2 separate regions of the Mus musculus genome follow, and region 2 is linked to region 1. A link is a loop called in an ENCODE intact Hi-C map of the cell type or tissue named here. Cell type or tissue: heart. All regions are shown on one strand. Each heading gives the region's core, and the rest is flanking DNA. Links, peaks and the distances in the headings are about the cores only. Region 1 holds the start of Ube2b (ubiquitin-conjugating enzyme E2B). Region 2 holds the start of Sar1b (secretion associated Ras related GTPase 1B).

Region 1 (15,274 bases), core at 3,497-11,496:
ATGCTAGTTCTCCTGGAACTGGATTTAAGGATGGTTGTGAACCACCATGTGGGTGCTGGGAAACAAACCTGGAACTTCTGCAAGAACAAGGGCTCTAAGCACTGAACCATCTCTCCAAGCATGGACTTCAATATTGTTAAGATGTGCTTTAGTTTTACACAACTTATTCTCTAATTTTGGTCTTAAATCCTGAGGATAAACCATAAGTTCTAGGCATCATTTATGAATCTACTTGATAATAGAGTATCAAAATGTTTCAAATATCTGCAAATATGTGAAATGACATAGAAATGACATAAATATACAAGTATTTATGGTATTTTTATTCATTATCTATTCTACAATCTACTAAACAAAAAACACCCTTTGTTTCAGCTACTTGGGAAGCTAAAACAGGAAAATGAATCTGACGCCAGCCTGGGCAACACAGCGAGACCCTCATTTCATACAATCAAAAATTAATTTTAAAAACAAAAAAATCTGGGCTGGAGATATGGTTCAGTGATAAAGAACACTTGCTGCCCTTGTAGGGGACCTGAAATCAGTTTCCAGCACTCATACTAGGTGCCTCTGGGGAATTCAGTATTGTCTCCTGGCTTCCTGTCTGCTCTGCATGTATGTCTGTGCACATGTGCATTCCTGGTGCCCAGCCTTGGAACTGGAGTTACAAATGGTTGTGAGCTACCATTTGGGTGCTGGGAATAGCATCCAGGTCTCCTGCAAGAACACGTGTTCCTAACATGCAAGCCATAGCCAGGCATAAAGGCGGTGGTGGCGCACGCCTTTAATTCCAGCACTTGGGAGGCAGAGGCAGGCGGATATCTGAGTTCGAGCCAGCCTGGTCTACAGAGTGAGTTCCAGGACAGCCAGGGCTATACAGAGAAACCCTGTCTCAAAACAAAAACACAAACACAAACAAACAAACAACGCCCAAGCCATATCTCCAGCCCTTGGTCTTTAAAGACAAAACAGCTGAGGCAGTAGAGAGCCAGGGGTGGTAACACTCCAGTCCAGAGATTGTGAGGCGGAGCTCTGAGTTTGAGGCAAGCCTGGTCAACAAAATGAGTTTCCAGGACAGTCAGGGATACACAGAGAAACAGCAGAAACGTTCATTTTAAATGTACTAGATAAATCTTTAAAACAGTGTACTTCATTATCTTTTTTGCTATTACTAGACAACATTTCCATAAATATTCTCACTGCTCTATTGGTTGTTTAATGAGATTCTAAAATTTAGTTAAAATTGAGTTCTTTGGACAATCATTTTAGGTTAAGAATATTAACAAGTGTAAGAAACCTCTCACTAGACTATGTTAAATTGAATAGTAGTGGTGGCGGCACATGCCTGAACCCCAGAACTCCAGAAGCTGAGGCAGAATGAGGAAGAGTTTGATCTAGCCTGGGCTACACAGTGAGTTTAAGGCTAGTCTAGACTATGCAGTAACACTTTGTGTAAAGAAAAGGAAGGGGCCTGGAGAGACGAAGCAGCAGCTAAGAGCACTGGCTGCTCTTCCAGAGGACTCTGGCTTTTTTACATTTATTGGCTATTCTGTGTGTGAAATCCACTATTTTACTTGCATGGATGTCCATACACCAGGTTCATGTCTGATGCCCAGGGAAGTCGGAAGAGAAAATCAGATTTCACCCTATCTATGGGTTCTAGGAATCAAATCCAGGTGCAGACTAGCCTTAAACTCACTGTGTGTTGTGAAAGAGCAACAAATGCTCTTAACTCTAAGTCAATGCTCTAGTCCCTAGGGCTCTGGTCTAAACCAGGCTCACAGCCATCTGCAGCTCTAGTTCCAGGGAATGAGACATCTTCTGTCCTCTTCTGTCCTCCGTGGGCACTCATGAACATGGTACAAAGACATACATGCAGGCAAAGCACCCACACACATAAAGTGAAATTATTTTAAGTTTAAAACTCTTTTAAAGGAAGAAAGGTAGGGAGAGACGGGAAGCAGCTGAGCCAGGCCAGTCAGTCAGAGGAGTTTAAATTGTCTTGCTAATGGTGTCACATGGCTTTAATCCCAGCACTCAAGAGGCAGAGGCAGGTAGATTTCTCTCTGTAAATTAGTAGTCTGTTCTACAAAAGAAGTTCCAAGGCAGCTAGGGCTACATAGTGAGACTCTCTCTTATAAAACAAACAACAACAAAGGAAATAAAGTGTCTTAAAATAATTTGCATATGTCAGACATGGCAAATATGTGCATTTGAGGGCAGCCTAGTCTACATAGCAAATTCCAAAACATCCAGGGATACATAGTGAGACCCTGTCTCAAGTTATTTGTGTGCATTTATAACAATAAAATGTTTTCAGGCTTATCTCAGGGTTCCTGTCACTCTCGGTTACTTTTTTCTTTTTTTTAAAGATTTATTTATTATTATAACTAGTTGCACTGTAGCTGTCTTGAGATGCACCAGAAGAGGGCATCAGAACTCATTCCGGGTGGTTGTGAGCCACCATGTGGTTGCTGGAATTTGAACTCAGGACCTTCGGAAGAGCAGTCAGTGCTTTTACCCGCTGAGCCATCTCACCAGCCCCTCATGGTTACTTTTATAAACATTATTATGCAGGGGCTGGAACTGTTACTCAGCTGGTAGAGTGCTATCTAGCATGCACAAAGCATGGGGTTCGATCCCTAGCACCACATAAAACTGGGTGGCTCAAGGGGTACAGGCACTTGCTGTCAAGCCCGTCACCCTGAGTTCAGTCCGTGAGAGCCTTCCAATTTTAGCAAGCTACCCTTTGTCCTCTACCTGTGTGCTGTTGATGTGTATGAACACACACAATAAATGTATTTTAAAAATTAAGACATAGCAGGCATGGTGCTGCACGTAATCTCACTGCTAGAGAGGTGGAGGCAGGATACCCAGTTTACCTAGACTCTGGTCTCAAGGCAAGAAACCTTAATGCCCCTAGATTCCAGTGACTAGAAAATTTGTATTTGGAGGCTTCTTCCCCTTAGTTCCAGTCTCTAGCTATGGACTCCTCTAGGCTACTAATTATCTCCTAATTCTATTTCTCACTTAAGGAGCACAAATGACCCGACAGTGCTGATTCATTTCATAAGGCAGGGACTGATGTCTCTCATAGTACAAAATTACCTTTATTAGCTTTTAATCTTTCCTTCATACAGTCTAGAATAGAGCAGTTCTGACTGTCTACAGGTGCTAGTATAGTGTTCTAGTTAGAAGCAAATTGACTTATATTATCTAATAGAGATTAAAAAGGAAAATGCTTCTTTTGTACCAGATGAAGATGGCAGGAATAGCTATGATCTTCATCACATATAAAACACCTAGACTTCAGTCTCAAGGTAAGAAACTAATGTCCCTACATTCCAGGGACTAGAAAATTATATTTTATTAGCAGTGGTCTGTAGAATGTATTAGGTTGAAAACTAAGGGGGTCTGGTAAGAACCTAACTCAGGAATGCTGCTAGTATCATGAGGCCATTTTTTAGAATTCAGCAGTGTAAACAGATACAAAGTTAAAATGATAGACTGCAGATAACATAGGAGAGAGTGTAGAAGCAAATAGAAAAGAGTCGGGTTTTGTTTGGTTTGTTTCAGTCTCTAGCTCTGGACTCTCCTAGGAACGTGCATGTTCTTTTGACTGCCTCAGCTCTTTGGTCTGGTAGACCCAGCACCCCTGCAGTGCCTGGAGCTCCCCGATACGATACTGTTGCTGCTTGTAAAAGCTTAATAGCCTTCAGTTACAGATCCCTGTCACCTCCAAGTCAACATTTCCACAACTGAGCTAGTTCTCAACCTCTCTTCCAACTCACATCAACTGCAGTGTTCTCTGGACTTCAGGGCATCTCTGACTCTTTAACGGCCTCATGATACTAGCAAGCCCCCAAACCAAGTTTTGACTTCTTAGACTAAAACACTTTCTGTTTCCAATTTACTACACTTTAATCACACTTCTTTCTAATTCTATACAGGAAACTCATAGAGCAAGTATCTGCTCTTCTTCTTCCCATTCTTGCTGTCCTGTTTTAGTCTTTCTGACCTTACTGCTGTTCCCCTAACCTGGAAGTATCTCCATCCTATCCCACTGCTGTACATCATTCAAGGACAAGTACATACCCTATTTTCTGTTTAAAACAAAACAAAACAAACCAACCAAACAAACAAAATCCTTCCCCATCAAACGGGAATTGGTGGGATTTAATATTAACCATTAAATAAACAACAAATGAACAAAAAAGCCTGTGTGGGTATGTGATTGTATGCACATGCCTGCAGGTGTCTCTGGAAACCAGAAGTAGGTACAGGATCCCTGGGAGCTGGAGTTACAGGCAGTTGTGAACCTGCTGATGTGGGGTGCTAGGAAATGACTCTAGTCTAGGAAGTGCTTTTAACCACAGAGCCATCTCTCTGGCTCAGCGTGAACCACTCTTATTCAGGGTTATTTTACTATACCCTCCTGCATAGTTATGCCACTAAGGAACATTTTTTTTTTCTTCAAGACAGGTTTTCTTTGTTTAACAGCCTTGGCTGTCCTAGAACTCACTCTGCAGACCAAGCTGGCCTTAATCTCAGAGATCTACCTGTCTCTGACTCTCCAGTACTGGAATTAAAGGTTTGCACCCCAATACCTGGCAAAAAAAATTTTTTTTCCTTCTTCCTACTCTCATCGTTTTCCACAATCCCTTGTACAAAGCAGACATCCTTACTAAGTATTATACTTGAATAGTTTTGAATGATTTTACAATACTAGCATAATTGTTATACACAAGCACACAATCTTATATCAATAAAAAAGTACAGATTGTAGACAATGAGGGTTTCTCTATGACAGGTCTTAGTTTATCTGTTAATGGAAACATTCTTTCATATATTTTATTTTTATCCCATAACAATTTCTCTTTTGACTTAAATAATCAAGGAAAAAGAAGATGGGTGTTTCAATGTAGGCCTGTAAATCTTAGCCCTGGAAAAAAATAAAGCATTTCAAGACAGCCTGGGCTGCATAGCAAGATAGGTCCCAATGGGAAAACAAGAAAAAATATATATAATAAAAGGCAAAAGAAGCAAACCTTTAGAAACTTTATTTCTCTCGTTGCAATTTTGTTGACAGATTTTTCTGGTTTCTCATAGAAAATCTTAATGGCCACTATTCGCCCAGTGTCCTTATGTTTGCATTTCATGACCGTTCCATAACTTCCCTCTCCCACTTTTCCAAGGGTTTCATACATCTCCATTTTCAAGCCTGGCTTCTACTTCACAGAAATAAAGAAAGAAAACGTTAAACGTTCACACTTTCAATTATACAAGCTCTATAATGCTTAGAGATAATCCCCTACTTTCGGATATAAGAACAAAAACTAGGAGTGCCGGCTACAGCAGAGCCTGCTCGAGGGAACTCTTAAATTGTCTAAGAAGCTCCAACTTTCACCAGAACGCAGGATGTCCTTCATTAATCTAGCATTTTGTGTAGACCGGGATTGAGAAATAAAAGAGGTCTGATATGCGTTTAACTCAGGCATCCTTTTAGAATACGGGATTTACAATTTGAGGTCCCCTTTCAGGAACAATGGAAGCCAAACTAAAAAGTCCCGCTAACAACACTGCGGGTCCCTTGTTAGGAGCCACGGTCCACCAAGCGTGGGGACTCCCACCTCAGCACTAGTCACCCATACGTCCTGCCCTCTCCTCAAACACGCAGTCTGTGCAGCCCCAACCCGAGTGGCCCGTCTCGCCGCGCTGTCGACCTCGTCCTGAGAACCACCGCCGCCTCAGCCCATCCTGTAGTCCCGCCGGCCCGGCTGCGTGCAAGTCCCAGCCGGCCCGGGACACCACACCTCCTCTCCTGGCCGACCTTGCCGGCTCGGGGCAGCCGGACGCCCTGGCAACGGGGTGAGGGCGGGGCACTGCCGCGTTCCGAGCACAGTACGCAAGACTGGAAATTGCTGAGGTCCTGACCCGGAAGGGAAAGTGACACGAAGCGGAAGATAGACCCAAGGGGAAGGGGGAGGGACGTAGGAGGCCCGCGTGCTTGCAGGTGGGGGTGGGGGTGGGGGGTGGGGATGAGGGAGAGCGGGGCATTTTATAGCAGAATGAACGCCTGGAGGCTTTCGCCCGGCAAGAGAGCGTTTTGTCACCTGGGTGGTTACTGGTCCCTTACTTGTGCCCGGTTCTAGGAGGTTGACGGAGATAATTGGATCTACGGAACACTTATGGGGCTACAGTTTGCCAGTGCTTCGTTACTATTCCATGCAACCGATTTCGACCTCAAAGTCGACATAATCCTTAAACCGGGGACAAGATCGTTTTTGGATAGAGGGCTTAGCTCGGTAGTAAGCCACATACTCAGCGTTCACTACTCCTCTGACTTATTTCTAACACCATTTCTGTACACATTTTCAGTTTCCCAATTACTACTGCTTTCTACCTACTAGTGATCCCTTTTTGTTTTGAGACAAGGGCTACTATATAGCTCCGGGTAGCCTGGGACTCACAATGTATACTTCCAGGCTGGCCTCAAACTCCCAAGATTATCTGCCTGCTTAGAGTGCTGTGCTGAGTGCCATCATATCCAGCCCTAGCAGTACTTTTAAAGTTTTCTCATGACGTGTGAAACGCAAAACTTTTTAGGAAAACAAAATAATTCACCGGACTCTGCCACAGGCTGAGTAAGTACAAGGACGCCTAGGGATGTACTTTTAAATAGCCCGCAGAGCTTTTAAAAGGGCTCCATTTTTACAGATCTTGATTTAACTGTAATAGCAAAAGTAGGTCATCGAGATGGCTCAGTAGGAAAAGGCTACGAAGCCCAAAGTGTAGAGTTCAATTTCTTGGACCTACGTGGTGGAAAATGAACCAACTCCTCCAAGTTGTCTTGTGACCTATACACACAAATGAATGTGCACAACGAGTGTGCTGAGTAGTGTAAAAAAGAAACTAGTTTGCTTTTTTAAAAACAAAAACAAAAAACAGTTTAGGGCTGGAGAGATGGCTCAGCGGTTAGGATTACTGACTACTACTCCAGAGGTCCTGAATTCAGTTCCCAGCAACCACATGGTTACTCACAAGCATCTGTAATGGGATCTGATGCCCTCTTCTGGTGTGTCTGAAGACAGCTACAGTGTATTTGTAAAAAAAAAAAAAAAAAAAAAAAATCTTAAAAAACAACAAACAAACAAAAAACAGCCGGGCGTGGTAGCTCACGCCTTTAATCCCAGCACTTGGGAGGCAGAGGCAGGCGAGTTCCAGGACGGCCAGGGCTACACAGAGAAACAGTTTAGACGCATTTCCATTTTTGCAATTTTGCTACTAACTGCTAGAGCCTGGCTTTGGAGCTTGAGAGTTAGGAGGGCTGGGCACTTGGCTTGGATTTTTCTTTTTCCTATAAATAAGAATGTTGTGAGACCTGCTATATGTTTACTTAAGATTTGTTATGAACTAAATATTTGCAAGGAGCAAAGCATGAATTAGTGAGCCCCTGTCATCACAAACTAACTCCTAACCCCAGCACTCAGGAGAGAGGAAGTCAGAACTATGTGAGATTGGGGCCAGCCTGGTCTACATAGCAAGTTACCCTGTTTTAATAAGTGAAATTATAGTTCTAAGACTGCGGTTGTAGGTTTCCAGCAAGCCACCTGGCCATGAAATTGTGTGAATTTTGTTAACATTCTGCTCTCTATATTTTTGGGAAGCATTCAATTTATCAAAACATTTCATTTTGGATATTAAAAACTATCCCGTCCATTTTTTAAAGTAATAAATTGCTAGATAAGCAACAGAATGAGATTTTTAAAAAGCGTCTGCCATTTCACTCTATGTATTTCTTGATCATGAGGAAGATTAACATTGGTATGGCTGGACGGAAATTTAAAAAAGCCCAGGCACTTGTTACCGGCCCAGGGGATTTAAAAAGCCTGTTTTCCCCCAAGACAAGGTCTCTCCCAACTCTAGGTGCGGTGGAATTTGCAGACCTCTAGTCCCCTGTCTACCCAGTGCTGGAGTTGTGCTTGTGCGCTGCATCCTTTTCAATAACATTTTACAGGGCTACCTAAGGCCCTGGGGTTCTACGGAATAACTCAAAGAGAAGAAACGTAAAGGTAAGAATATTTAACTTTTAGCTTAGTCACATTGTGAGGACACAGCAGCGGCTATCAAGAGTAAGACATACCTGACAATCCTCAAGGTTACTTTTTGGCGGGGAGGGATGAGACGCTCAGGCTGCCTAGGGTGGCTACCATCCTGCTTCACTGAGGCTAGCCTTATACTCCTGATCCTTTCCACTCTCCGAATGGTGGGATTGGCAGGATGCACCAAGACGCTGGGTTCTCAAGGTCATTTTAAATCAAGAGAATTGTTTGAAGGAAGAAGGGATAAGGACAGTGAAAAAGGTTAACCCTTCCTGGTTTCATGGAACCATGTGAAAGAGTGAGCAGTGGAGTCTCATGCGCTTCCCCCTTCTTGAGTTAAAGAATTCCGCATCTACTACACTGTTCCGGTCCCTAGAACTAACAAATCCCCAATACAGGGCTAGAAGCTGAGCACGGAAATTCCAGGAGCCAGCTGGGGGCTGTGGTGGTCAATGCTTCGGGAATCGGCTATGAATCAACCCCCCACACCGCACTTCCGGTCCATTTGGTCCCTCTTTGCTATTGTATAAAGCTTGTAATGAGTTACCTCAGAGTCGAGCTCTAACTCCCACCCATGTCTGCAGGATCTCTCCCCTGATCTGAATCATTTTTGTAGGTTTCTTTGACAACCAGCAGCATTGATATGCTCTAAAATCACACCCACTCACTTCTTGAAAAACACAATTGTGCCCCACCGCAGGCAAATTCACAGATTCCAATTCAAAGACTCCATAGATGGAGTCTTTAAGGTTTGGGCAATCTATTCCACTCTCATTTCTGTATAAATTCTAAGTATGGAAATTCCATTAGCAGGAACAGGCTATTGATGCAAATGCCCTTAATCCCATCTCATTTGCACCGACCTAGCATTCAAAGCCGTTCATTACAAGGCTTTGCCACACTTTCAGTACCTGTCCCACGTACCAGAGTTGCTAAGCCACTTGAAACACAGAATTAAGTCCAGATTTTTTTTTTGTTGTTCCGTTTTAAAAGACTCAGAATGCAAGCGGCTCCTTCCACAATGTCTCCTTTTGCAAAGCCCCAGTACTTTGGGACCAAAAGAATAATGTATGACTAGAGGTGTCAACTCCTTATACTCAAGGACCTGCTTTGTTAGACCTGAAACCAGAGCCAGGCTAGGCCATCACGTGACCTGCTCTGATGGCGTCACAGGCACACGTGGTTCTAGATACTTCGCTCCCTCCCCCTCAGGGGTGGATTGTTGACAGCGGCGCTGGCGGTCACGTGACTTGACGTCACCCCCCCCCCCACCTCCTCTCCTCCGAAATCTCAGGCTCCGGATGCACCACTCTCTCCCCGTCCGGCCGAACTTGAAACTAGCGACGGGGGGAGCGAGGCGAGGTAGCGTGTGGGCTCCGAGGGCGTTGGGCCGGGCCGTGTTCAGCGTGAGCACGGAGCGGATCCTCCGTAGTTGCCCGCAAGCAACAAGCCCGGAAGGCCGCCTTCTGCCCCTCCGGTGCGGCGCGCGCGCCCGCTCGCCCCGCCCCCTCTCCCCCCTCCCGCGGTGGTACTGGCGGAGGGCGGAGGGATCTGGAGGCGGCGGAGGGAGACGTCATTGCAGGGTTGTTTGTGCAGTCTCGGTGGCGGCGGCGACCCACAGTGATTCGGCCGCTGCGCCGGGGGGTGGGGGGGCTGAACGGGACTCTTTTCTTTCAGACTGACCGCGGGGCAGCTGCGGAGCATGTCGACCCCGGCCCGTAGGAGGCTCATGCGGGATTTCAAGCGGTAAGGGCCCTCGTCTTAGCCCAATATGACGGCCTCTTCCCGAAGCCATGGACTGTAGGGCGGGGATTCCGGATATCTTCCTCCTGGTGACCCTGAGGAGGCGGGCAGTGGGCCTGCGGGACCCACGGCAGTCCCGGCTTCCCGGTGGCTCTTACTCCCTCGCTTCATACCTCCCTCTGTCTGGAGTAAAGATGGTCGGTACTACAGCCTCCTGCCCTTCCCCCCCAAAAGTAGGAAGGTGGCCATCGCTGGGCCTAGGTGTCCCAGAGGCCCACCTAGGGCAGATGCAGACGCTTCACCTCCCGCCTCTGCACCCTGCAGTGTCCCCTCCCCAGGTGGTGCGAGTGAGCTGCTCCTGAGGCTCCGGCCTCGCCTGGCGGACCAGTCCAGCTTTGTTACAGGGCCCCGTGATCTCCTGTTGGTAGTGAGAGGTTGGGGTGAATACTGCCCCAAATCTCTCCCTTTCTGCAGTGGTGAGGGTGGGGTCTGCTGCGCGAGGTCCGGAGGTGGTTAGCCCATCCCCCGAAACCCGATCTGCCCCCGCCCACCTGGAAGGACCTTGAGAACTGGCTCGGGAAACCTGGGCCTGGAGCTAGCCACTTGGCCTGCCAGTGCCTTCTGGAACTAAGATCTGGCCGCGGAATAAAAGCCTATCTATAGCCTCCCCAGCCTGGAAAAATGCCTTCCGTCAGACTGGAGCTAATCTGATACTCCACCTGGGCCTCCTTTTGGAAAATAGGGGTTTATAGGAAATGTGGGGCTTGAAGGAAGAAGATGACCTCTCCCAGTTGTTTACCTCTCCTTGGAAACGTACAAGTGCAGAAACAGTAGACTAGATACTAGTTTTCTTTCTGGGCAGACCCGCTGTGATTGAGACAAATCTGTAATATAAAAACTTAGATTTGCCTCTCAGGAAGCAACTGCTCAACTTTCCCATTATAAAGCCCTTTATGAGAGAGAGAGAAAAAAAAGCCCTTTATGAGGCATTTGGAAGCTATTGTCTTGGGACCTGGACAACTTCATCATTTAATTCGTTGCTGATTTTAGCCACACAATTGAGGAATGAAGCAGTAAATTCGTCCCTCTCAGTCCTGTTAGTGACCTAATCTGCTTGAGGTTGACCAGTTTGCCAAGTGTCCACTTAAAAATCACAACATACTTTGTGAGATGGACAGGTTTTTGTTGTTGTTTGTTTGCTTGCTTTTTTTTTGTTTGTTTTTTGTTTTTCAAGACAGGGTTTCTTTCTCTGTGTAGCCCTGGCTGTCCTGAAACTCACTCTGTAGACCAGGCTGGCTCGAACTCAGAAATCCCCTTGCCTCTGTCCCCTAAATGCTGGGATTAAAGGCGTGCGCCACTACTGCCAGGCTGTTTTTTTTTTTTTTTTTTTTTTATTAATGATCTGCCAGACAAAGAGATGTCCTTTTTGGTGCAAAAGTCACCCAATGCTTGAAGTCACTATATTTGATTAGCTCTGTAACTGATACACAAATAAAACTTTCCATTATGGATAATACATTATCTATTATTATTTATCTCTTGTTCATTTTTGCAATTTCTGTACTTGACTCCCAGTTGAGTACAAGGTGCCTTTGGTGGTTTTCCAAGGATCTTGAGGTTACATGAAATTGCTGATGATGTCTGTTGAAAGCATTGTATGGAGGCCTGAGGTATATTTGGCCTGAGAGCAGAGTTTTTAAAATAGAGCCTGCTGGAAAAGCTAGCTGGAGCTTCTGACTACTTTAGAAAGGCACTGTTTGAAGCACAGGCCATGAAGTAAGACTTGCTTTCTAGTTAAATTGAGGTTTTTTGTTTTTTTAAGTCATTTAGTGTATAGAGATTTCCTACATTTTTGTGTTGTGTAGTGTCTGTAGTTAGGACTGGAGATCCTTCCATGATTAAGGTACGAAAATTGTAAGTTTTTGTTGTGTTTGGTTTTTGTTTTTTGAGACAGGGTTTTTTTGTTTGTTTGTTTGTTTTTTGTGTGTGTAGCCCTGGCTGTTTTGGAACTCACTCTGTAGACCAGGCTGGCCTCCAACTCACTCACCTATGTCCCAAGTGTTGGGTCCAAAGGTGTGGACAACCACTACCACCTGGTAGTTGCAGGTTATCTAAAAGTATTTTTCATTGCTAAAATTGTAAACTTTGAGTGGGTTAAGAGGGTACTCTGAAAACGAGTTCCTCAAGAGACCATATCTTAAATCTTGCTGTTTGAAGAATTTACAGATCTGGTAGTATTAATACGAATATTAACCTGGTTGATTCATTTAGATCGTAACTCATTTCAGCTCCAACTATAACAAGTCAGTCTAGCTAGTCTGTCAGAGTAGCTTCAGGAGAGTCTGACCTCACTGGCCTATATGTTCAACTCTGAAAATGACTACTCTGGACTTCTAGATTGCAAGAGGACCCACCTGTGGGGGTCAGTGGCGCCCCATCTGAAAACAACATCATGCAGTGGAATGCAGTTATATTTGGGTGAGTTGAGCTAGGGATTGCTCAGAAAAGGTAAGTAAATAAGCACTGGGGAGAGAGGCTGAGGCCGATTCTGAAACTCACTTGTGTGGGGCGGGGACACATCTTTTGAGAACCCTGGGCCTCCTGTGCTAATTGTGCTCCCATCCCTAAGCTGTATATCCAGCTCTTGAAACATTTTATTGAGTCTGGGGCATTTATATAAAATTGGTCGGCTTGCTGTTATATTTAATTTGGCTTCTTTCCCTTGAGCCAAGGTGTGTTGCAGTGTTGCTCAGGGTGATTTTGAACTGGGCTGAAGTGATCCTCTTGCTTTAGGCCCTCTGGAGTAGCTGGGATTGTGGGCGTATGACACTGTACCTGGCTATGGTATGGTTTTATGGTTACTCGAGGTGACTGATCCTAGGGTGTGAAGGCTTTGAGTGAAGCTGAGTGGTAGACTGCTTGCCTGCTATGCATATGGCCCAGGGCTTGATCCCCACACTAATAAGTAAATGCTGGAAATTAAATGGGCTAATGAAGGAGATCAGGTAAATCACCTCATACAAAATGTGCCGTTCAAGTGTTTATGCCCCTACTGTTGGAGCTGTAAGGACACTTGGAACCAAAAGGACCGAAAACTTTGCTGTGACAAGAATTTTAGCTAAAAATGACATATGCACAGCCTACCGAGAAGCCACTGGATGACTTTGGGTAATACTGAGATTGAAACACCCTGTAGGCAAATGCTCCATCCATCACTGGGCTGCACTCCTAGCACCTTTGAGATTCTATTGAGATAGACTCTTGACAAGGGTGGGGTTCAGCCTTTTGATCTAGCACTTAGAGGCTAGGGTCCAGGCTGCCTACTGAGGTCCTGTCTCACAAAAAAACAACAACAAAAAGATCTCCATGCATTTCTCAGACTTGGGATCTTCTTCCTTCAACATCCTCAGTGCTGGGAACACAGGCATAGGCTACCATATAATACCTTTTTAATTTCTTGTTTATCATTTGTGCGCAAGTGTGCACGCCTGCATGCTGGCTGACTGACTGTGAGTAGGTATCTATAACCCATAACACTTGGTGTAGAGGTAAGATGACAATTGTGTAGTCATTTCTCTCCCTCCATCATGTGTTCAAGAGATAGTATGGCGAGTAGTTCTACTTGCTAAACTGTCTTGCTAGCCCTGCACATCCTTTTTGATTTAAAATGTAAAAAATTTTTGATTATGTGTGTTTGTCTATATATGGGATTATGGGAATTTACCACTACAGCTAGTTATGGTATGGTATGATTTTACAGTCAACCCAGGTAATTGATTAAAAACTAGGGTTTGAAGGATACGTGTATAAGAGAGCAGGTGCCCATTGGAAGCCAGAGGCCAATGTCTGATGTCCTGAAGTTGTAAGCTCCCTGACATGGGTACTGGAAATCAAATTCCTGTAAGAGGTTTTTTCAAATATTCTTCATCAGTAAGCTGTCTTACAAGGATCTACACTTAACTAGGATATAACTAGTGGGGGATCTACACTTAACTAGTAGATAACTAGTGGGGTACTAAGAATGTAGCTAGCTCAGTGGTGGAGTGCTTGCCTTAACATTCCTGAAGTCCTGGTCAGTCATCTATAATCATAGCCCCTGGAAGGCTGAGGCAGAAGGATCACAATGTAGAAGCCAACCTGGGCTATTTATTTAGTAAGACCTTATCTCAAGAAAATCAAAATAGGTATACTGACTTATCCTTAATAAATCCTAGCACTCAGAAGTCTGAGGCAGGACAATTGCTGCATGGTTGGGCAAGCCCGGGCTGGGAGACTCGCATCCCCCGCTTTTTTTTCCCCCTGTGTATGTGTTATACCATCCTTTTTAAAATCTTAGTTTGAGATGGCCTTGCCAAGTTAGTCAGGCTGTGTATCTTAGGCAGTCCTCAAACTCTGACATCCTCTGCTTCTGCCTCCTGAGTCTCTGGGAATACAAGTGTGTGGTACCAGGTTCACTTGTAGACTCTTGGGTTTTTGTTTGTTGGTTGGTTTTGGTTTTGAAAACAGGGTTTCTCTGTGTAGCCACTGGCTGTCCTGGAACTCACACTGTAGCCCAGGCTAGCCTCAAACTCAAGATATCTACCTGCCTTTTCCTTCCAGTGCTGGGAATAAGGCATGTGCCTTTATTTGGGTGTGCGCTGCCACACTCAGCTGTACAGTATTCTTTTGCAACAAAATCATAGACAAATTTCCTTTCAAAAAGAACTTGAGCATTGAAAGTCCTTTGTGCTGCCTGAGTTCAAGCCACGGCTGTGGCAGTCTGACAGGTAAAGTTTATGCAGCTCTCAGGAGCAGGGTGAGCGCCGTCCTCCTAGTTCCCAAGTTATCCTTCCCTCCCTGAAGACAGAGAAAGAAGAGTAAAAAACTAATTTTAATCAGAGATCTTTTTGTTTTCAGACCAGAAGGGACACCCTTTGAAGATGGTAAGTAATTCTTATTATCTACATATTAAAAGGGTGCCCTTTGGTCAGAGACTCTAACAGTATTTGAAGACAGGCTCTACTCTTAATAAGCTCTTGGCATACTAAGCAAGCAAATGAAAACTTAGAGCTCATGGGGATCTTTTTTTTTGCACATCACCTTGGTCACCTTTCACCAGTTTTCCGTGTGACATGGGTTACCTATACAGCTGTAGGTCTAAGTGGTCTGTGTTACAAAATGGTTGATGTTTGGGCGGCCTAATAGAGGTGCTCCCTGGGCACTGCTACCAAGTGGGTAACTGTTTCCTTGCTTTCTTGTCTGCATTCATAAGGGTGTTGTAAAATTTTCCATTTCTTTTCTCCCTATTACTAGGGAATAAATCCAGAGCTTGGTATGTTCTAGGGAGGCACTCCACTGCCAGGCATCCCTGAGTCCTGAATTCAGAGTTACCAGTAGCTTCACTACTCAGCATTTAGCACCCAGAAACGTTGTGCAGTCATTTGCAGCTC
Region 2 (15,274 bases), core at 2,660-10,659, 240 kb after region 1:
AAAGATTTATTTTATGTATGAGTACACTATAGATATCTTTTTTTTTAAGATTCATTTATTTATTTTATGTATGTGAGTACATTGTTGTTGTCTTCAAACACACCAGAAGAGGGCATCAGATCCCATTACAGATGGTTGTGAGTCACCAAGTGGTTGCTGGGAATTGAACTCAGGACCTTTGGAAGAGCAGTCAGTATTTTTAACCACTGAGACATCTCACCAGCCCTATAGGTGTCTTCAGACACAGCAGAAGAGGGCATTGGATCCCATTACAGATGGTTATGAGCCACCATGTGGTTGCTGGGATTTGAACTCAGGACCTCTGGAAGAGCAGCCAGTGCTCTTAACTGCTGAGCCATCTCTCCAGTCCCCAAATAGATTTAAAAACAAAAACAAAAACAAAAACAAAAACAAAAACACATTTGAAATGGATGTGGTAGAATACTTTTATAAGTCCCAGCACTGAGGAGTCTAAGGTGAAGGTCCTAGGCCAGCCTGAGCTAGATAGCAGAAGTCTAAATATATAAATACATTTGAAATGGAGTGAGAAAAATAAGAATTTCTTCTTCAGGAAAAGTGAGGGATGGGTATAATGATAAAATGAAAGGGAAAACCTTCCGGAAGAGCTGGGCATGGGGTGCACACCTCTAATCTCAGCCTAGGGAGGCAGAGGCAGGTGGATCTCTGGGAGATGAAGGCCAGCCTGGTCTACAGAGTGAGGTCCAAGACAGAGAGCTACATAATAGAGAGAAAGAGGGGAACACTAATCTGATTAGGAGTTTACACTGAGAGCACCCCTTCCTGTATGGGTCAGAGGAGGGAGGCCCAGAGAATCTGACTTCCAAAGATGGAGAGGCATAGAGCCTGTTGGCACACACCTAAAATCCCAGAGTTTAGAAAGCTAAGTTTAAAGACTGACTTTAAGGCCAGCTTGGGCTACACATATATTGAAACCTGTCTCAAAAATAGTGGGAGTGAGGAAATTTTGAAATATATAGGACAAGTACTGTAATGGTGGATCAAGTTAAATGACTGTTCAAAAGGCTGGGGATGTACCTCGTGGGTAGCATGCTTACCCAAGAACATGAAAGGAACAGGATTTGAGCCATAGCACTGAGTTTATTTATTCATTATTTTTAGTTTTCAAGACCGGGTTTCTCTGTGTAGCCCTGGCTGTCCTTGAACTCACTCTGTAGACCAGGCTGGCCTCGAATTCAGAAATCTACCTGCCTCTTGCTTCCTCATGCTGGGATTAAAGGTATTTGATACCACCACCAGGCCAGCACTGAGTTTAACAGAAAAAAAAAAAGTTAGAGATCTAAGAAACATTTTCAGCAGCGGCCATCACTGATGTGTTTCTCCTCAACACCCCCACATTACAACCCCACCTTCTGTGATGTTGGGCTTTAGAAAATTCAGACTTCCAGGACAGAGAAAAAAGGGCCAAGGGGAGAGGGCTCTGAGTGTGACCCTGAAGCTGAGAGGAGCATAGAGAGCTCGAGAAGAGCACTGGAGGGCACAGTGAGAGGCCCTGGTGAGCTGACCCAGTGCAGGCTGAGCAGACAAAGGATCGGTGTAAGAACAGAGCTGACCAAAGGCAAGCTTCCACAGAACAGCGCCAACAGAGTAGAGGGAGGGTCTGGAAACCAGAAGACAAGTGTGGCTGTAGTAAACAGGGAGAGGTGAAGCAGGCCAGGGTGCATCAGAATAGGAAGAGCAGGGTTCAAAGAAGTTCTGGTCTGGGTGGTGGCAGCTCTAAGGTCAGGCATGGAAAGATAAAGGGACATTGGGGTGAAAGGTGCAGGAAGCCAGGGTAGGAGGTGCCGCGTACACAGTGACAGGTCTTAGACTCATCTAAAAGAGCAGAGGGCATTGCTACACAAAGCAGCACTGAGTCAAGAGGCAAAGTCTTCACTGGGATGATGGTGTGTCAGGGGAGCTACAAAAAGTGCTGGCGAGTAGAACAGGAAAAGGATTTTCCTGCACGAGGGTGCTGCCAGTCTATGATTATAAAATCTAACTCAGAAATTACCTACCTACACAGAGAAACTCTACTGGAGAAGATAGTCATAGTTCTATAAAATTATAATTTACTAAACCCTCAAAACAAGCTAGGAATTACTAAAATAAAAATATCTCTTTGTTTCTGTTTTGTTCAAGTCGAAGCAAAAATAAAAACATCCAACTAAGAATAAAGCCACTTAGCTACAAACAGACACCTGAGCCCTGGGAACAGGTTACACAACCCAGGAACACATCACAGGGATGTGAAGAGCAAAGGTCACTGACAAGGAAACATCCCACATCAGCAGATTTATTTATTGCACGAACACCAAACAGGAAAAGACTTTGCAATCTACTCATGTAACATGAAAATCAGCGCAGTGAACAGAACTCAGGTTACAAATCACTGCTTAAAACTCTGACTCGTTGAACTTGTATGGATAACTCTCCACGTGAAATGTCCACGCAGGCAAATCTGCTTGAGAGCAAGCAGATTAGTGCTGTCAGAAGGGGGAGAGGAGTCTGGGCAACTGCTAATGGGAACAGGGTTGCTTTCAGAGGTGAGAAAAAATGTTCTAGAATAGTGGTGAAGGTTGTGTAACATTGTGACTATACTGGGAACACTCTGCATACTATAAAATGGAGAATATTACGGTATGTCAAGTCTAGTTCAATAAAGCTATCATTCGACATAAAAGCAAATAAAAACCTTAAATGGACATTTTATGTTTACAAATAATTTATGAGGAAACAGAATCCTTATTCTTGAGGTTTTTATTTTTAAAAGACAAGTTACCATGTAGCTCAGACTTCATTTCCCAAGTGCTAGAGTTATAAGCATGTCACCATGCCCAACTTAATAACTTTTAATATGAAATTAATCAATAGCATTCTCATTTTAAAATCTACTGACGTGTGTGTGTGTGTGTGTGTGTGTGTGTGTGTGTGTGTGTTAGGGGCTCATGTGTCATGGCACCTGTGTGGAGGTCAGAGGACAGCTTTGTAGGCACTGGGGCTTGAACTCAGGCTGCCAGACTTGTGCAGCAAGCACTTTGACCAGAGGAAGCACCTTGCCAGCCCTGTTTCCATGTTGCATAGGAATATATTGTCACTGAGTGCCACCATAGCAAGTATTAGGAAAGTATCCTGCAAACACAGGCACAGAAATTTCACTACAAACCAAAAAGTGTGACACTCACCTGATCATAGCTCTAGGCTAAGGCTGAAGGATTCCTGGTTTGAGACCAGCAATGGACTACATTATGATTCTTTTTTTATTTTTATTGAGTCAGGATCTTACTGAGTAGCCCTAGTTGGGCTGGAATTCACTGTGTAGATCAGGCTGGCTTTGAACTCAGAGATCTGCCTGCTTCTGCCTTCCCAGTGCTGGAATTAAATGTGTATACCACTATTCTTGGAGTATGGTGTGCTTATAAGTCCAGCATTTGTGACATGACAGATCATAGTGAATTAAGGCCAGCTTGGACTAATGAGATTCTGTCTCCAACAGACAACAATGACGACCAAAAACAGCACAGCAAATATAAGCAAGATACACGAAGATGAAAATGTTAACACAGGGGCTGGGGAGGCAGTTCAGACGTTAAGACCTCTTGTTCTTGCTGACCCAGGCTCAGTTCCCAGCACCTACATGGTGGCTCACAACATCTGTAACTCTAATTCCAGGGGATCTGATGGCTACTTCTGGTCCACAGGCATCAGGCATGCATGCAGTACAAATGCATATATGTAGGCAAAAGACCCATACACATAAATAGATGCAGGCAAAATACCCATAACATAGAGCTTTTAAAAAGTCACAATAAAACTCATTATTTTGTATGCTAACTTCCCCAGGTTGTACTCTGATCTCTACATGCTCAACATGGCATACACAATCCCTCCCCCACATACAAGACAAAGAGATAGCATGCTATCTGTAATCTAATTTACCACTAGAAATACAAAGGACAGGCTGGAGACATAGCTCAGTTAGTAGAGTGCTTGCTTAGCTTGCAGTTTGACAGCACATAAGCCAGGCATGGGATAGCACACAGGCCTGTAATCTACTCACTTGGGAGGTAGACATGAGATCCAAAGTTCAAGGCCAGCCTGTGCTACCAGGTAAAACTATGCTTGACCAAGTTCTGTTATTGTTGTTTGTTTGTTGACAGGGTGCCACTATGTAGCTGGCCTGGGACTTTCCGTGAGCCCCAGCCACCCCTGCCTGAGGGCTGCACTAAAGGGATGCACAACCCCATCTGCCTTGCACCTCGGTGTTCTGCACACTAAATCTCAGAAGTGCTCTGCTTCACACATCTTACCTAAAACAGCTTACGGGACAATAACTGACTCCAGCTCAATCCCCAATACAAAGCAATTGTATGAATTAAACTTTTTAAAAGATTTATTTATTTTATATATTTGAGCACACTGTCAGTGTCTTCAGACACGCCAGAAAAGGGCACCGGATCTCATTACTGATGGTTTGTGAGCCACCATGTGGTTGCTGAGAATTGAACTCAGAACCTCAGGAAGGGCAGCTGAGCCATGTCTACAGCCCTGAATTAAACTTTTTAATTCATTTAATTTTTAAAAAGTGGGTACTTGTTTCCTCTGGAGAAAAGTGGCAGCCATTTGAAAGAAGGTTAAGACCACAAGAAATACAGCTTTAAGAGTGTATAACAGGAGAAGAAGAAAAAACCTTCTGTCAAAAGGATAGTAGAAAAAAGGAGGAAGGGAAAGAGAGGGAAAGAGGGAGAGAGAACACTTGAGAGGCTGATGGGGGAGAATCTCAAAGAGGCCAGCCTGGACTACAAAGCAAGACCTAGTCTTAACAACTAAAAGAATGTTGTGAGACTGGCAGTGAATTTGGACTTGCCTCTAGTGGACTAAGACAACTCAGACTGGTATATCTGATAATAAATTCCATCCTCAAAACACCAATAGAAGGCTATCCAGATGGCTTATTAGGTCAAGGTGCTATCACCAAGCCCGATGACCTGAGTTTAATTTCAGAAACCCACACCTTGGCATGAATTCCCTGATATGATCTTTAACTCAGACACACTCATAATACATATGTAATAAAACATTACCAACATTAATAAAACAATAACCAAATTTTTTGTAAAAAGTACATACAATGGAGAAACTTTATCATGTTTTGCAAAAAAAGTAATTTCAGTGAGTTTCAGCCAACTTTGTCCGTGAGAGAGGGGTGGGGATGAGGTGAATCACTGCTATAGCACTCTAGTTTGTAAGTTTCGAATGAGGTGGCAGTGATTTCCACATCTGATAGACTGCTCCTTTGTGTCAAGTCCTGCTTACATTTCTACTCCAATAGCACAAGGCAGAGGAAATCTAGAGTTCACCGTATTCAAACTGCAAAACTTCACAACTACAGAATCGCTTCTCTAACATCCTGACAACAAGGACACTTTCCTTTTCTGTAAACTCAGAAATGCCTGGGAGCAGCTTAACTCTGAGACCAATTTTGTTTTCTTGAGATAAGATCTTCGAAGGCAGACTTGGCTCAAATGATGCCCCTGCCCTCTTGAGTAGGTGGAATTGTAGGGTCAGAGTGCCTGCCTATGTTCAAACAAAAATTTTTTAAAGGTCAAAATATTGTGGTCACAAACCCAAATGTACCAAAAGGTGCAATGGTAGGCATGCATTGCCCTGTTTGACTGATGACACTCATCATTGGCAAACTGTAAAATCACCCTTATTGGTCACCTGTAAAATAATTGACAGGGGTGTCTTCCTTAGCAGACTGCGGTGCTGTACAGGTGGCACCTTCTTTTTCACTGTAACTACTCTGACCAATATTTAAACAAAGGACACAGACATTCAAGGTAAGATGACACCCACACAGAGCTTGATTTAAGAATGTTCAAATACGTGACAGTAAGTTCAATTTACTTCATCCCAATACGTTAAACTCCTAATAAATTTTTTTCCTTCAGTTAACAAGACTACACTTGAACCTTTCAAAATAAATTTTATCTTATCGTAAAATCTTGACTTTTCCCCCCATTAGTATCTTTCCCCTTCATTCAACCCGGCTTGAGCTATACGGTAAGTACGGAGAATGAGGAGGCCCAGTGACCGCCACACTTACTGGGACAACACAGAGCCGTCCTAGCCTCTCCAGCTGTCTATGACCCCTAATTCGCTCATCCTACCAAATGGGGAAACTGAGGGCCAGGGGAAGGAAAAGAGTCTCGCGTGCGGTACTCTCACTCTTTCCTGAAATACTTGCCCTGTGGCAACCACTGTTTTACCCCTAGAGCCACTAGAGCGGTTTCCGCAGGTAGGGATCGGTGTTGTCCCTCACCCTGCGTGAAAAAAACAAAACAAAAACAAAACCCAAAACAACAGGCTCCCTGTTCGCGAAGGACCCGAGACAAGAGCTCTGGGTGAGTGGGCAGCATAAAGAGTGGCCTTCCGAAGGGCCACAGCTGTCGCCCGCTCTCTTGCCCGACGAGGGCACTGCCACTCACCTGCGACTTCAGAGAACGCAACCCTGCTCCGTGCCCGTCCTACACGCTCCAAGCCGGCTGTGCAAAGCGCTATGGCTGCCAGGGCCCCAGCTCTTCTCAGCTCCTTCCGGGTCGGCGGGTGCCTCGCTAGTGACAGTCCGCAGGTCCCAGGCCCCGCTCGCCCTCAGTTCCGCCTCCTTGCGGTCTCGCCACCAATCCCTGTGCTCCGGACCACTTCACTCCAACCCCAAGAGGCATGTGAGATTTTTTTTTTGGGGGGGGGGGGTTGTTTGTTTGTTTGTTGGTTGGTTTTTCGTTTCTTTGTGTAGTCCTGGCTGTCCTTGAACTCACTTTGTAGACCGGGCTGCCTCAAACTTAAGAGATCACCTGCCTCTTAAAGGTATGGGTCACCACCACCACCAGGCTGTTTCTTTCTTTTCCCCCCTCTCAGTAATAGGGGGTTGCAGTCCACCACCAAAACGCATTTGCCACCCTTTAGTTATTTTAATGTTGAAACAGGATCTCACAAAGTTGCTCAGGCAAGTCGTGAATGTATCATCTTCCTGCCTTTGCTTCTGAGAAACTGGGATTGCAACCTTGTAGCACCAGGTCCAACTTGGCATCTCTTTCCTAAAACTACATCTTTTGAGTGACCCTTGAGTTTATGCTAGGATATGTTTTACTTCCTGCAATTCTTTGGAAAGCCCACACCCTGCTCTTGGACGTGTCTCATTTGTCCTCTGAACATCCCTTGCTCTTAACCCTCGTGCTCAAGCCTATATTAAAATGTCTTTCTTAATTTCCACCTAAATACACCTTTTATAGGGAGATGGCTGGAAATAGAGCTCAATGGTAGAATGCCTGCCTTAGATTATAAAATACTCTGAGTTCAGTCCCCTGTAACACACACACAAAAGTGGGTCCTGTTTGTCTTGTTTGAGAAAGGGTCTCTCTACATAGCCACTCTACATCTGCCATCAAGTGACAACTAGGAGTTTAATCCCTGGAACCCACAAACTGAATAAACAGAATCAACTCCTGGGAAAGTTGTCATCTGACTTCCACAAGTACACCACACTGAACAAAGGGTGACATGTTTATTATTTAAAGTATGGAAGAACAGAAAAATAAAAACTCAGATCATTTTTTTGAAGAATCTCAATCGTACCATATTACCAGTTTTTATTTCATGGGCAGAGTTGTAAAATACAACACTTAAGTCAGGCAGTGGTTGCAAATGTCTTTAATCCCAGCACTTGGGAGGCAAGGGCAGGTGGATTTCTGAGTTTGAGGCCAGCCTGGATTACAGAGTAAGTTCCAGGACAGCCAGGGCTATACAGAGAAACCCTGTCATAAAAAGAAGAAGAAGAAGAAGAAGAAGAAGAAGAAGAAGAAGAAGAAGAAGAAGAAGAAGAAGAAGAAGAAGAAGAAGAAGAAGAAGAAGGGGAGGAGGAGGAGGAGGAGGAGGAGGAGGAAGAAGAAGAAGAAGAAGAAGAAGAAGAAGAAGAAGAAGAAGAAGAAGAAGAAGAAGAAGAAGAAGAAGCCGCCACAACACTTGGTCTGTCCCCATGAGTTACTAGTCACTTCAGCTTTCAGTTCCTGCATCTGCACATTTGGGACTAATATTCAGAATCAATCAGTGTTATGAAGAAACAATAACCAGTGCAAACCTGGTGGTGCACCCCTGTAATTCCAGCTGGGAGACAGACATGGGGAGGTCAGGAGTTCCAAGATGGCCTCACTTGAATACATAGCAAGTCTGAAGCCCACAAGGACCACATGAGACCCTGTGTAAAACCAGACAGAATAACAGAATAACATACAGAAAGCAGTAAATATGGGGACAGCATTGGGAAGCATTACTGCTACACACTAGCCTGAGGTATTGGGCAGTGCCGACAATTTCAGCACTTGGGAGGCAGGGGCAGGCAGCTTTCTGAATTTGAGGTCAGCCTGTTTTACAGAGTGAGTTCCAGGACAGCCATGGCTACACAGAAAAACCCTGTCTTGAAAAAACCAAACCAAGCCAAACAAACAAACAAACAACAATAACAACAAAACAAAACCCAAAGCCAAAAAACAAAACAACAACCCACTACCCCAAGACAACGGAGAACTTAAATCTCAGTCTTAGAAGTTTTAGCCAGGCATAATGGTGCAAGCCTTTAGTTCCAGCACTTGGGAGTCAGAGGCATGTGGATCTCTGAATTCAAGGCAAGCCTCGTCTACAGAGTGAGTTCCAAAACAGCCAGGATTAGAGAGACCCTGTCTCAAAAAACCAGAAACCTTTTAGAGGTTTTGACTAAAACAAGAAAAACATAGAACTGTTTGGGGCGGTTTCACATGGCACAGCACACAGGATATATTGAGTCAGACTGAAAGCTGAGAGTAGTTTGGCACGAGGCAGACCCAGTGAGACAGGTGAGGGGTGGCCAGGGCCTGGGTTGGGTCAATGGGGAGAGAGAAACAGGGAGTCAAGAGAATGAGGAAATATGTCTTGTAAGGTTAAAGAGCTAGCAAAGTCTGAAGTTTTAACAGGGATTAACAAATACACATCTCGCCAGGCGTGGTGGCGTACACCTTTAATCCCAGCACTTGGGAGGCAGAGGCAGGCAGATTTCTGAGTTCGAGGCCAGCCTGGTCTACAAAGTGAGTTCCAGGACAGCCAGGGGTACACAGAGAAACCCTGTCTCGAAAAACCAAAACCAAAACCAACCAAACAAAAAAAAAACCCAAATACACATCTCTGTTCTACACAATGTACTTTAGATCCTGTAATCTTTGCATTCCCCTCAGCAGCTGCTCTTTGCTACTTTGTGAGTTCTTTTCCCCACCTGTTCTCTGCCCACCTCCCATTTCACTCCCTACCACTAGATAGGAGAGAAACAAGGATGGGGGGAGAGAGACCTGTGAATCTAATTTCTTTTTGTTTCTTCTTTGAGCACTACTAACAAACTGCAAATAACCCCCATGAACAACCACTAACTATACCTATCAGGGCTCTAGCACTTATATAGTCTTTAAAAAGTTCCTAGAATTCCAAATGGCACCCAATCCCAGAAACTATCTGCAGGAGGGAAAATCACGCCCCTGCTCGAGCATGAGGCAAATCAGTCAGTCAGCTGCTGCAAAGCAGCCCCATACCCCCCACACCTGGGATTAAAACAAAAGTATATTTCTGTGGTTTTTAAAGGAACCAAAATTCTAGAAACCATTGCTATACCCCTCCATCAGTTATTCTCCCAGCAACTAGAATTTTTTCCAGTGAGTCATCTTATCTTGGTGGTTCTCAACCTGGAGGTTGTCTAACAACCTCCTTCACAGGGGTCACCTAAGACCATCAGAAAACATAGACATTTACATTATGACTCATAACAGTAGCAAAATTATAGTTATGAAGTAGCAGCGAACATGAGTTTGTGGTTGGGGTGATCACAACATGAAGAACTGTGTTGAAGGGTTTCAGCATTAGGAAGAAGGCTGAGAACCACTGCCTTAGCTGTCTGTGTAGGCAGAGGCAGCAAAGCTGGGTCATGAGGGGCTTTGAGAGTGTGGGCAGGGCTTCTGATTTTATTCAGTAGGAGATGAGAGGAATTTTAAGTTGACTGAGCAGGCAGGAGGAACGGCAATACATTTTGGAGAGCCAGAAGTACCTGTACTGAAGTGTCTGTACCTGGGGACTTACAGGGTGGACTAGGGAGAAAGAATCCAGAAGAAACATTCCAGTAGTTCTTGTGCAGGGTGCTGCAAGCTCAACACACTGGGTAAGGAGAACAGGGGTGCCATAAAGGAGCCCTCATGAGCAATGAAGCGCCCCGGCCTGCTGTGCGATGGCCGAACCTATGTTGTGTTTCACAACAGCTAATGTCACATACAAGCAGGTGTCCTAACACAGGCAAATGAGGGCAAAGGAACTGTTCCTAAATCGGAGCAAGGAAGTTTCAGAGAATGAAACTGTTGTTCAAATATCTATAACTGAATTGTTCTGTTTGAACCACAAGCAGAATGAATTTTTGTTGTTGTTGGAGAGAGAGGCTCTCTACATAGCCCTAGCTGTTCCAGATATGTAGACCAGGCTGGCCTCAAACTCATAGGGATCTACCTGCCTCTCACTCCCAAGTGCTGGGTTACAGGTATGCACTACCTGGCCTCTCCTTAAGATCTTAAAGTTGACAAATTGGAAGGTAAAACATTCAGAAACATAACCATAGTTTGGGTGTTAATAATAGCAACAAAGAAATTTAGGAGTGGAACAAAATAGTTTACTTATTAGTCAACTATTTATAGCTATTTAACTGATTTAACCAATCAGGTTATTTACTTTTAAAAATCTGAGCACAAAGATATTGCTTAAATGGGACAAAGTTCAAAGAAAGATTGATTTAACCAAATCAAACCACTGTGCCAAGGTTAACAAACCAAGATAATTCCAAAGGGGTTGAATATAAAGAGATTAAACCACGGGAAGTTGGAAATTATGCCTTAAGCATTTACCTCTTTGAAGAGAGACCAATTTTTTTTTTTTCTGACCTCACAAAACTTCGGCAGTTTCTGAGCTCTATTTTCTCTTTAAAGTGAGGCTTAGATTTTTGTTGTTTTTTTGGGGGGGGTTGTTTTGTTTTGAAAGATTTATTTTATATGAGTACACTGTAGCTGCCTCAGACACACCAGAAGAGGGCATTGGATCCCATTAAAGATGGTTGTGAGCCACCATGTGGTTGCTGGGAACTGAATTCAGGACCTCTGGAAGAGCAGTCAGTGCTCATAATCACTGAGCCATGTCTCCAGCCCCCTGGTTTTTGTTGTTATTGCTTTGTTTTACTGCTTTTAGGTATGTGGTTTGGGATTTTTATCATAGATGTTCTTTTTTTTTTAAGATTTATTTATTATTATATATAAGTACACTGTAGCTGTCTTCAGACACTCCAGAAGAGGGCGTCAGATCTCATTACAGATGGTTGTGAGCCACGATGTGGTTGCTGGGATTTGAACTCAGGACCTTCGGAAGAGCAGTCAGTGCTCTTACCCGCTGAGCCACCTCGCCAGCCCATCATAGATGTTCTTAAGTGAAAGTTTGATTAAAAGTCATCTTCAGCCAGGAGTAGTGGCGCGTGCCTTTAATCCTAGCACTCAGGAGGCAGAGGCAGGTAGATCTCTATGAGTTCGAGGCCAACCTGGTCTACAAGGCAGTACCAAGATGAGAAACTGTCTCTAAAACACAAAGCAAAACAAACCAAAGAGTTTCATCTTCATCCTAAAGAAGCCTACCTGGATCTTGTAATAAGGAGTGGGGGCGTGGAGAGACGGCTGGTAGTGAAGAGCACCGGCTGTGCTCCCAGAGGACTAGGGTTCCTTTGCTATCACTCACATCATGGCGGTCACAACTGTCAACTCCAGTGCTGGGGGATGCAGTGCCCCCTTCTGACCTCTGTGTGGGCACTGCATACACATGGTGTAAAATACTTTTTTTTTCTTTTCTTTTCTTTCTTTTTTTTTTTGGTTTTTCAAGACAGGGTTTCTCTGTGTAGCCCTGGCTGTTCTGGAACTCACTCTGTAGACCAGGCTGGCCTCGAACTCAGAAATCCACCTGTCTCTGCCTCTCAAATGCCGGGATTAAAGGTGTGTGCCACCATCGACCAGCGTGTAAATACTTCTATGTAGGTACCCATACATACAGAAAACAAACTTTAAAACAATAAAACAATCTTTTTTTTTAATTGTTTAATTCCACTCAGAGCAAATATATTTTAGTATGGTTTTGAGGTAACTATTAATGAAATCAAGGTTAGGGTAAATTTGTATATGTGGTTACTGCTTGCTTCTTGGGTCTGACAGTAGTTTTAGATTGTGCTCTTTTTCTGTAATACTTCGTAGCCAGCATTAGATAGTAAATGAGTTTGGTAAGATGTACTTTCGCCCGAGGTTGTGAAACTCATGGCATAATACGTTTCAATCAGCAGCACACATCTGTGAAGGACTTTGTCATCTGCTTGGAGCAGGTAAAACCAAAGTAGCTAAAGATCACACTGATATCACTAAGTATGTTGCATAACCAACCAGTTTCTACTTCTCTTTGGTCTTACAAGTCAGAAAGTCTGTTTGGGGGTAAAAATAAAAGCAACCCACAAGCTACTTGCCCAGAAAGGACATTTGAATTATTCGACTTAATGTAAACTCTCATAATGTAAACTGCCTTTAATTCTTTTGAACTCAGGGCTTCTTCCTACAAGGTTAGGGAAACTCTTTATGAGTGACCTACATATCTAACCCCTTTTAAAGAAACTGAGTCCTGGTAAATTGCCCAGGCTGGTCTTGAATTCAAGATCTTCCTGCCTCACTTTTCTGTATCCAGAACTATAGGAGTACGATACCATTACAATTACCATTTTAAATGTTATTTAGTCCGGGGCCTCAGTATTTTTTTTTTTTTCGGGACAGGGTTTCTCTGATTAGCCCTGATTGTCCTGGAACTCACTCTGTGGACCAGGCTGGCCTCGAACTCAAAAATTCGCCTGCCTCTGCCTCCTGAGAGCTGGGACTAAAGGCGTGCGCCACCACGCCCGGCTTGGAGCCTCAGTATTAACTAAATACTTGTTATTATAGAAGTTGCCTAGCTCAGTGTAAACTAAGGGCTTCCCTAGGACATTGGACTCCATTGTCAACACTGGGATAGGAGAGGGATGGATTCCCGATCCATGTGTGGTGGATGTACTTCGGAGTGACTATGCTACCAACAGGCTAACGTCAAAATTAATCTTAATCCTCCAGTTGAAAAGAAGAGCTTCCTCCTTAACGTCATCAGACATTTTAACCTTGACCCAGCATCTTCACTCCAGCCCTGGCTGACCTGACTAGGCCGCCTTCGAACTTAGAACACTTCTGCCTCGACCTCCTGATTGCCGCCATGTCCCGCCCATGACACTTTGACAAACACACGTAATTGAACACCTCTTTTTAAAATTCTCTTGCACTCTACAGCTGGCATAGCATCGGCTGGGCCACCAGCGGTAGCCGAGGACATCGGTCGTCTCAGGTAATCCTCAGAGAATCCCGGAAGAGGAGCCGGGTCTCTCCTGTCCCACCCAATCGATTCTAAAAATCCGCACCACCCCTGGGACTGTCAGCAAGGTGACGTTCTCCACGCCGGGTATTTTCGCAGTGGTGACACAGGCTACTTCCGGCGGGCGGCGGGAGTCCGTGACGTGGCAGGCGAGTCCGTGCACGGTCCTCCGGGCCCGGACACGGGACTGTCAGGTGCCCTCGGGGCAGCTCCCCGGGGACAGAGAGCACGGCCGCAGCCTCCAGCCGGAACCGGAAGTGCCACGTGTCCCCACTGTGCCTGCGCGGCCGGCGGCTCCGCCCAGGGCCTCCCTCCTCTCCGGGTTCGGCTGCTGCCTCCGAGCCCGGCGTTCCCAGCCCAGCCGGCCTGACTCCGGAGCCTCTCCGCGCCCTGGCCAGGTCGTGGCCGCCGGCGGGCAGAAGACACGGACACGCCATGCCTCTACTTTGACGTGCCACCCCGCGTGTTCCGCTTCTCCGGCCTCCAGGTCCCTGCCCTCGGTTTTCCTGTTGGAGCTCTTAGGCTGGGCGCTGCGGTCGACCCCGACGGCTCCGTCTTACCCTGAGATCCCCGGGCGCCATGGCCCAGCCCCGGATCCCCGCTGCCCGCGGTGCCGCAGCTAGCCTCCAGGCCCAGAACGGAGCCGCCTCAGCCTCGGGGTCTCCCTACACCAACGGTGAGTGCCGCACGGGGGCGGGGAGGGCGGCACAGCTCGGGCCAGGGACAAGTCCCAGCCAGGTCTACCGCGGGGAGTGGCGGATGACGGCCTGGACCCGGGAGCCGCGGTGGACATGCACCTGCAGATCCACGCTGGTGGGACAGTTTCATGTGTATTTATAGGTTCAGCCTGCAAACAGTAAGCACCTGCAGTATGCAACGTCTGAGATAAACAAGAGGTGAACAAGAATCGTAGACGAAATCAGTTCCCAGAACTGCCTTATGGAGGTCATAGTGTCTGGGTGTCATCACGCAATGCGCCACCTCAGTCCTGTGTCCTGGAGGGCAGGGTTCATCTCGGGTCCGCAGGCTCGAAGTGCAGGGGGGTGGCGGGTCAGTGCTTATTAATACTAATTTGCAGAGATGAATGAATGACTCCGTCTTTGACAGATCCCTTTAGGACTTGCTCATCTCTGCAGGGATCTTTCTTCAAGGATCTTCTTCCTACGACAGTCCTTGGGCCTCCTGTTTAGTTTTTCAGTTGTGGAAGAACCAAATAGATGGATGGCTAGGGCTTCGTTTCTAGGGCCCTCCTCTTCATTTAGAATGTAAGTTAGTCACAACTCTCTGAACCCTAGAGAGAGTACATCTGGCACTATAATTTATCATTTGGCGGGAGAATATCTTATAATTGGATATCTCTTCTAGGATTCCTGACGCCTTCCTACAGCGTGATTTGCTAAGCTTATTTTAATTGATATAATAAAGACTCATTTTCTGCCTACTTACAAATTAGCCTACAAATCTTTGCTTTATGGGAAGAAGACAGGGAGAATAATACTAAAGTACTTACTGTGCCCATTTAAAGTTGTAGAAAATAGCCAGTGACTAAAATTGCTGGTTACAATGTATTTAGAGAAGACTACTGTTTTCTTTACAAAGAATGTTCTTTGTAAGACTTAAAAATGTGGGTAGGCAGCTATGTGGGCAGGGCAAGAGAAGCTGAGAATCACTGACAGGTTTTCAACTTGAATTGTTTCTTGAGTTTATAGTAAGAGATTATGTAAAC

Evidence for each region. Peaks named below come from ENCODE experiments on the same cell type or tissue, not always from the same donor. Only the 100,000 strongest peaks of a DNase experiment are listed, where the experiment ranks them.
Region 2: it touches region 1 in a loop (2.8-fold over the local background); 3 of 42 quality-filtered maps call a loop at or near these places.

Annotation. Positions count from the first base shown.
Region 1 is chr11:51,994,867-52,010,140 of GRCm38, reverse strand. It overlaps Ube2b (ubiquitin-conjugating enzyme E2B), which reads left to right and starts at 9,650. Exons shown (of 6, transcript NM_009458.5): 1 at 9,650-9,848; 2 at 12,243-12,323; 3 at 14,742-14,767. The coding sequence starts at 9,805. Cdkl3 (cyclin-dependent kinase-like 3) reads right to left here and starts at 5,920. Exons shown (of 14, transcript NM_001166654.1): 1 at 5,631-5,920; 2 at 5,049-5,228. The coding sequence starts at 5,213. In heart, for the core only: a CTCF peak has its summit at 7,061 (motif pointing left); DNase peaks (open chromatin) are centred at 5,940, 9,300, 9,630 and 10,340; H3K4me3 peaks cover 4,881 bases; H3K27ac peaks cover 4,920 bases.
Region 2 is chr11:51,755,027-51,770,300 of GRCm38, reverse strand. Sar1b (secretion associated Ras related GTPase 1B) reads right to left here and starts at 6,638. Exons shown (of 7, transcript NM_025535.2): 1 at 6,510-6,638. It overlaps Sec24a (Sec24 related gene family, member A (S. cerevisiae)), which reads left to right and starts at 13,467. Exons shown (of 23, transcript NM_175255.3): 1 at 13,467-14,224. The coding sequence starts at 14,128. In heart, for the core only: a CTCF peak has its summit at 6,680; a DNase peak (open chromatin) is centred at 6,630; H3K4me3 peaks cover 2,064 bases; H3K27ac peaks cover 1,206 bases; H3K27me3 peaks cover 315 bases.